Linked DNA regions of Mus musculus: region 1 is linked to region 2. Evidence: chromatin loops called from intact Hi-C (ENCODE). Cell type or tissue: left cerebral cortex. All regions are shown on one strand.

What was found. Hi-C counts contacts between places; a loop is a spot of excess contacts. Peaks named below come from ENCODE experiments on the same cell type or tissue, not always from the same donor. Only the 100,000 strongest peaks of a DNase experiment are listed, where the experiment ranks them.
Region 1: a loop joins it to region 2, with 9 times the contacts of the local background. A loop is called at or near these places in 9 of 42 quality-filtered maps.

The regions. Positions count from the first base shown.
Region 1 is chr14:34,818,582-34,822,581 of GRCm38, reverse strand. It overlaps Grid1 (glutamate receptor, ionotropic, delta 1), which reads right to left and starts at 2,446. Exons shown (of 16, transcript NM_008166.2): 1 at 2,276-2,446; 2 at 1-29. The coding sequence starts at 2,354. In left cerebral cortex, a CTCF peak has its summit at 2,135; DNase peaks (open chromatin) are centred at 2,854, 3,006, 3,292, 3,983 and 8 more places; H3K4me3 peaks cover 3,609 bases; H3K27ac peaks cover 2,056 bases.
Region 2 is chr14:35,150,215-35,154,214 of GRCm38, reverse strand. All of the region lies in intron 4 of Grid1 (glutamate receptor, ionotropic, delta 1), which reads right to left. Among named protein-coding and RNA genes, the nearest start is that of Gm41133, 18 kb to the right of the region's middle. In left cerebral cortex, no CTCF peak of the experiment used is centred here; DNase peaks (open chromatin) are centred at 141 and 1,555.

The DNA.
Region 1 (4,000 bases), 330 kb after region 2:
CTTGGCTGCGTTCTCCTCGAAGATGGCACCTGAGGAAGAAGAGGGGTCAAGACCAAGCCTGGAGAGGAACCCTTCCCATGTTCATTTAGCCCTAGGGTCAGACCACTGGGTACCACGTGGTGGGAGGACTGAGCTAGACTTTGGTTTGGTTTGGTTTATAATGCTTTGTTGAGACAGGTTCTCCTTCTGTGCCCCTAGATGCTTTCAATTCATGGTGATTCTTTATGCCTCAGCCTTCACAAGTAGAGAGATTTCAGGCATGAGGCACTAGCCTCAAGACTCTGTGCTGATTGTTGATTGGGTAGTTTAAACATCTCCCATCATAACCCAAACGGGGTGTGTTCCCCTCGCCACATCATACACGTGCACGGTTGACATAAGTTACACATTCATAGCCCACATGCTACCATCAGGTCACATGTGCTTCTTAAGCAAAGCACCTCATGTCCCAGCCATGACCCATACAGTAAGAGACTGAGGTAGCCTCCTGCTCAGATGCACCTGATGTGGTCCCATAAATCCCATCCCAGGAACCAGAGTAAATTCTCCAAAATGATAAGGTTCCCCTATCCCAATTCCAGAATGGAGTGATGACTTTTTTTTTTTCCTTTGCATTCCCTGGCAAATGCAGAAGTGAAAAGGTGGTCCACGGCCGGCCGGCTCTCCTGCACCAAAGACTTTTTTTTCTTTAAGCAGAAGGCATTGATAACCAGAATCTTGTATGGTCAAGATGCTACCAGGCCTGGTGCCTCTGCTCTTCGTTTCTCACTTCCTCTTCCTGTATGTATGAAAGGGGTGGGGCTATATCCTAAACCCCTAGACATTCTGATCTAGCAAGACTGGAGAGTCCCAGAAGAAACCACTCTTGAATGGCCCTTCTAGAAGCAGGAACAGCTCATCCGGAGCTCTGGCAGACCTGACGCTTTCACTAGGCACACAGCTTCCCTGACCCTGCCCCTATAGCGGAGATCAGTTGGACTGCTGCTCTGGGGTCCTCACTGACCCCCCACAGCCCCTTTACCAGGCGCCGAGGGTCATTGCCAAGGTCCTATTGCTTGGCCTTCTAATTGCCCTGGAGCCGAGAGCTGGGTAGGAAAAGGACTCGGCTCCCGAATTCCTCACTATACTGGAGCCGCAATGCTGACCGCGAGACCCACTCTGGCTCCTGGGCGGGAAGCACGTTTGGATCTTGGCCCGGCACCGGCACCAGAGGGGAGGCCGCAGCCCTTGGAGTAGAGACTCTGTCCCTGTCATCCCCTCCACCTTCTGCTCCGCGGGTAACATCAGCCACGTTTCCTCACACCTCCCAACCCCCAGTTTATCCGTGTTAGCTGGTCTTTCCCAACTTCCGGAAAGGCGACTGCAGAGGGGCTCCCCCATAAGCGACCGCTGTTAGTCCCCCAACCGGGCCCAACTTCTCGAGATCCCAGCCATTCTGCTCCAAACTCCTGATCACTACCCCTCCTCCGGTCTCCCCTTCCTCTGCTTTTCCTCTTCTTCCTCTCCATCCAGCGCCCCCCACCCCACTATCCATGCTCCTTCCGTTCACCCCTACCATCCACACTGTACGCTGGCCCCAAGACTTATATCAGGCAGAAACTCTAGGACTGTCCAGGATTGGGCTGCAGTTGCCACAACCAGATACACACACACACACACACACACACACACCGAGAGCTACACAGACACACACCGAGAAACGGGCAAGCACTGTGTCCACTCTAACAGGCTGACAGAACGCGACAGTCGCACTGAGAAGCTCAGATGGCCCCACACACCCCAACGCCCTCTCACAGTGACACCAACCCCGTGCCAGGTGCATACACACTGGCACGCTGACAGCACCCATCCACAGACACACATGGTTCCGCTTTGGCCTCTTTGATCTTGCCCTGCCAACTTAGCTAGCCCCGAGCCCTATCCGACCCTGGCCCCAATGTTCAAGCTGTGACGAGGGGTCCAGCCCGCGGACAGCCCCGCCAGGGGCACGCATCTCGACAAGGGTCTATCCCAGGTTCCCCGCAGCCGCGGCCCTAAGTGTCGGCAGAGGCCGCGGGGCCCCGCGCACTGACAGGAGCCCCGGGGAGTAGCGAGGTGCCCGCAGGAGCGCCGAGCGGCCAGAGCACAGCTCCTCCGCGGGGCGGCGCGGGCCTTCGGGGGAACACCGACTGCCGAGCCCCTCGGCCCGGGGAGCCGCTAAGTTTGGACTCCGCGCATCATCGGCTCTATTAGGTGGCCCCCGCCCAGCCTCGGTCCGTCTGCTCTCCCAGCTCACCGATGTGGATGATGGAGTCGGCCCGCACCGTAACGCACTGGCATATCCAGGGAAGAAGCCACAGCGTCAACGCTTCCATGTCCCCCCGGCGCGCGGCTCATCCGCCCGGGCCCGGGGCGAGGCCGAGGGCAGCGCGGAGCGGGGAGGCGCCGGTCCCGGTGCAGTCCCGGGCCGCTCCCCGGGAGAGCCGAGCCCGCCCGTGCGTCTTCCCCCGCGCTCCCGCCCCTGCGCCCTGCGCCCGCCCCAACCCAGCCCAGCCCAGCCCAGCGCTCTCGGGCTCCCGCGCCGGCTCTGGTTGCGGTTGCGGCGGCGCTCGCAGCCCGAGCCCAGGCCGGCGCGGCGGGGGCGGCCCGCGGCTGTGGCGGCGGCGCTTCCAGCGGCTCGAGCGGCTCTGGGGGCGGCAGAGGCAGAGGCGGCGGCGGCCCGGCCCGCGCGGCGGCTCCGGGCTGGCTATGTGTCTGAGCCCAGGCGAGGAGCGAACTGCGGAGGACGCCCCCTCCCCTCCCCCTCCCCCTCGGCGGCGCTCCCCCTCCCCTCCCGCCCGCCTCCCTCCCCTCCGCCCTCCTCTCCACCACGTGACTGCGGAGCCTTAGCCTAGCCGCGCGCCGCTCGCCCGCTCGGAGGGGGCGCCCGGTGCTCCGCGCTCCCGGCCGGGGGATGCTACGAGGACGGCACCACGGTGGGGACTTGGTCTGTCTGCGGCGAGCCTAGGCTTGGCCGTGTGGGCCCGGCCTCTGGGTTCGCTGGAGAAACGGAGTAGGCACAGCCATCGACTACCCTCGGGGAGGGGGAACTCGGAACTCGCTGGCGCTGGGGGACTTCAGCCGAGATTTTGCAGTCCTGTCCCTGACCAGAACGGATCAGGGGGTCTCGGAACCCGACCCCCGACTCATGCAGCCTGCAAAGAGACTACAGACCGGGGCACCGAGCCAGGAGGCATCGGGATGCTTAGCGGGCGGGCGGCGGGCTCGAACCCTGGCTGTCCGGGTAGATTTCGGCGGGCGTCCATCCCCCGCCCCCGGGGCGGTGCACTGAGCCCGGAGTCGGGCAGGAGGCTCAGACTCTGAAGCCCAATTCATGGCCGGAAACCGGCGCAGCCGTGACCGCGGCGCCTGGACGTGAGGAGCCTTCCAAGCGGCCGGCGCTCTCAGACAGCGACCTGTACGAAGCCTTCTAGAGCGAGCCCGGGAGGAAAGCTCGCTCCCAGCCGCGGAAGCAGAGCGGGGCTCCCGCCGCCTCCGGGTTCCCTGACTCTGGCTGACCACCCCCGTGAAGCTGCTGAGAGATGGGGGGGGGGGGGCGAGGTCGCAATCCGGTCTCAATTCTCTCACCCAGGTCCTAGTTGGACGAGGCTCCACTTAACACACCTAAGATTTCAGGGAAACAGTTGAGCCCTCCAGGATTCTGATTCCTTCGGAAACCGGGTCCAGCTGAGTCTGGCAGAACTGGGCGCCAGGATGAGCACTGGGTTCAAAGAACCAAGATAGGCTCAGCTTTGCCTAGAGCTCCCAGCACCGTAGGAAAGGTAGACGGCCATACAGGTCATTAAAAAATGTGGAGAGGACAGTTGAGGAGCTTTGGGCCTGGGCTCTGGCCCAGCCTAAGGGAGAAAGGCAGCTATGGATTCTGAAAGAAGAAGATAGTTTCCAAAGGCTACTTAGGGAGGAGAAGCTTGCAGGCATTTGGTGCTGCTAGTGAGCCAAAACAGGAAGAGAAGAAAGAACT
Region 2 (4,000 bases):
ACCTTTTTTGGGGGGTGGGGTGGAGCTGAAGAATGGGGAGCCCTTGGCACATCAGCTGGCTAGGGGAGCCCATGAGGCAGCTGGCAGCTGCTCCTCCAGATATAGCCCTGCTGTCCTGGGAACATGGCAGCTTCTTATTCAAAAACAAGAAGTATTTTTAATTCTCTGGCATTTGTGCCCCATTTAGAATATTACTTCAGTCACTAATCAGGGAAGTCGAGCTGCTCCAGACTTTTTGGGTGTTCTAGAAGCTTCCTGGAAATCCGATAGCACCAGCAGCTAGCAGAACATGGGCCAGCTGCTCTGTGGAGCCCCAAGTGAGCCTAACCATATCCCAGCTACACAGGTGCAAGCCCAGGAAGGACGCTGCTGTCTACAAGCATCTTCATGAGGAGAGCTCTCTACCTAGAAAGTTTTGCAACTTAATGGCAAGAGGCATCCAAAAAGATGCCCAAACACTTGAAGACAGGGAAATGTGTTATAGCAACACCCCACTTAGACTCACCTGACAGGAGAGGATTTTAAAGTCCAGAGATGTTAGCCAAGGAACCAGAGAGCCCTTTGGCAATACCACTGTGCAGATCATAGATGCTGTCACTGTGTCAAATTCTTTTAAAACTTCTCTCCTCTCACCCAGCTCCTCCTCCTCCTCCTCCTCCTCCTCCTCCTCCTCCTCCTCCTCCTCCTCCTCCTGCTCCCCCACCTTCTTATTGGTGCAGCTTTCTGGAAAGCTCTGACAAACCCACTAGCCCACAGCCCTTTCTGGCAGTGATGTTGCTGATGGAGAGAGTTAGTGGACTGACTACTCAGCTCCTACTATCTCTTATTTAAAGAAAAGGAGACACAAATAAGTCACCAATTACCACACCATCACATTTACATGTGGCTGCTATTAATCTCATTTAATTAAAAAGGAAAAGCTGAGATAACGGTAGAAAGGATTTCAAAAACAAATTAAACATCTATATAAAATAAGTGGCTAATAGATTTGGCCATATCAAAATCAAGAGTCAAAACTCTCAAGTACTGGCTATAAGTTCATATCCATAACATATAAAGAACTTCTACTAACTGATAAGAAAGTACCTTCACTTCCTGTAATAGAAACTGAGCAAAGGAAACATCATGGACAGTAAATTTACTAAGGATCTAAACGTGATGGTGCATACCTCTACTTCTAACACTCAGGGCATAGAAGGAGAAGGATCAGGACTACAAAGCTAACACTGGCTACATAATGAGTTCAAGACCAGCCTAAGCTACAGAGCAAGCCCTGTCTGAAAGAAAATAACAAAACAAAAATAAAATCCAGAAAAAAAAATACCATTTTACACGCATTCTGTGAACACAAACAAGAAGGCTCCATATGCTGTAGAATATGTGCATCCAGAGCATATTCCACACTTAGCAGGTAAGAGGACACACTGGTGTAATTAATTAGGAAGATGGTCTGCTGTTTCCCATGAACAGTCAGAATGCCGCTCTTAGAAATTCTCCCACATGTTAGCAAGATGCAAGTATAGGAAGGCTCAGAGCCACACAGTTCAGAATAGCAACATCTTGGCATGGTGCCCAATTCCCATCACCACTTGCAGCAGCATCCCACTGTCACACCATATAGTATTTGGAATGCTGTGAGATGAACTCTGGCCACATAACACAACAATGAGCATGCTACAAATCAGGGATCACGATTAATCCAATTCTGAGGTTCAAAAGATAAATGAGAAATCACGGAGATTTTTTTCTTTAAAGACAAGAATCTTTCCATGGGCATAGTGAGGCTCGTCTCATACTTACACATGGATTAAAGATTCATTGTAGAATAACTTTTTTAAAAAAACAGCAAGGCACTTCTGAAATTCTCAGACCAATACATAAATGGAATTTCTATGACAGCATCCAAAAGAGATGAGCTGGGATTCCAGTGGCAGAGGACAGGGACTTTGCTGTAGCCTTTTTATTTATGCATGCATTCAGGCTGAGCAAAGAGAGAATTCTATAGCCCTGATGATAAAAAGGTAACAGAATATCGAGCTACAGAGCTTGGGAAGGAAATGTCTTCTAATCAGTCTGTCTGCTGGAACCAATTGCCCGAGATAAAGGCAGCCCATGCACCTGAAGACGGGAAATGGGGAGTTTACTGGACAAATGAAACAGCAGTGATAAAAGAGGCAGCATAACTACTGAAGGGGAAGTAAATATCGCTGAAGCAAAATTAAAAGTTGTATAAGAAGAACCCAGATGCCCCTCAACAGAGGAATGGATACAGAAAATGTGGTACATTTACACAATGGAGTACTACTCAGCTATTAAAAAGAATGAATTTATGAAATTCCTAGGCAAATGGATGGACCTGGAGGGCATCATCCTGAGTGAGGTAACCCAATCACAAAGGAACTCACACAATATGTACTCACTGATAAGTGGATATTAGCCCAGAAACTTAGGATACCCAAAATATAAGATACAATTTGCTAAATGCATGAAACTCAAGAAGAACGAAGACCAAAATGTGAACACTTTGCCCCTCCTTAGAATTGGGAACAAAACACCCATGGAAGGAGTTACAGAGACAAAGTTTGGAGCTGTGACGAAAGGATGGACCATCTAGAGACTGCCATATCTAGGGATCCATCCCATAATCAGCTTCCAAACGTTGACACCATTGCATACACTAGCAAGATTTTGCTGAAAGGACCCAGATATAGCTGTCTCTTGTGAGACTATGCCGGGGCCTGGCAAACACAGAAGTGGATGCTCACAGTCAGCTATTGGATGGATCACAGGGCTCCCAATGGAGGAGCTAGAGGAAGTACCCAAGGAGCTAAAGGGAACTGCAACCCTATAGGTGGAACAACATTATGAACTAACCAGTACCCCGGAGCTGCATATGTATCAAAAGATGGCCTAGTCGGCCATCACTGGAAAAAGAGGCCCATTGGACTTGCAAACTTTATATGCCCCAGTACAGGGGAACGCCAGGGCCAAAAAGTGGGAGTGGGTGGGTAGGGGAGGGGGGATATGGGGGACTTTTGGGATAGCATTGGAAATGTAAATGAGGAAAATACCTAATAAAAAATATTAAAAAAAGAAGAAAAAGTTGTATAAGAGTTCAGCTTCCCAGAATCCCTTTGTGAACTTCGCATGGCAAATGCGTCTCCACCCCCCTAAACGAATTTTAGAGAAACGGGAGCATGGACTCATCACAACAGTCTGCTCCGATAGTTGAAGAGGACGTTGCAAATCCATAGACACTAGTGAAGTTCTGCATACACTGTTTGTTCCTATTCTTATAGAGATCTGATAGTTTAATTTACAAGTTGCATAGTGAGAAATTAACCATAATGGAAAACAGGCAGAATGATCTACAGAGACACAGTCACCTGCATCACCACATCGGTGCTTTGGGGCCATTAAGTAAAGCGAGTGTTTCATGAACACAATCCTTGTGATATCAGTGACCCACAACGGCTGTCAAGGGACTAATGGGCAGGTGGCCTATACAACATGGATAGTTTAAACCCAGGAGTAATCCACATTCTAGGCAGGACGGAACAGGACCGTGAGGTTTCATCATGCTTACTCAGAGTCAAGTATAATTTTTAATATTATTTATTTCCAAAATTTTCCATTTAGTATTTTTGCAGTGGTTGATCGTGGTCACCTAAAAGAACAGTATATAGAATTGTAAATAAGAAAAGACTGTTTCTGGAATTTCCCTACCTCAACCTAACTGTGGACCAGTTAATAACCAAAATTCTATACATGAAACACCACAGTAGAGAAAATGGTGGGCCAGTTTTTGAAATGTAGATAATAAACATTATCAGAGAAGGGGGCCAAAAGCTGAAAAATCAATGGTCTCCAAAGAGCTAAATAAAAAAATAAGAATGCTACCTTGTTACCTCCTTGAATCTAAGCAGTGATTTAAAAATCACAATTGTCTGATTCCAGTTGGAATATTGTCTTAGTTAGAATACTATCGTTATGATGAAAC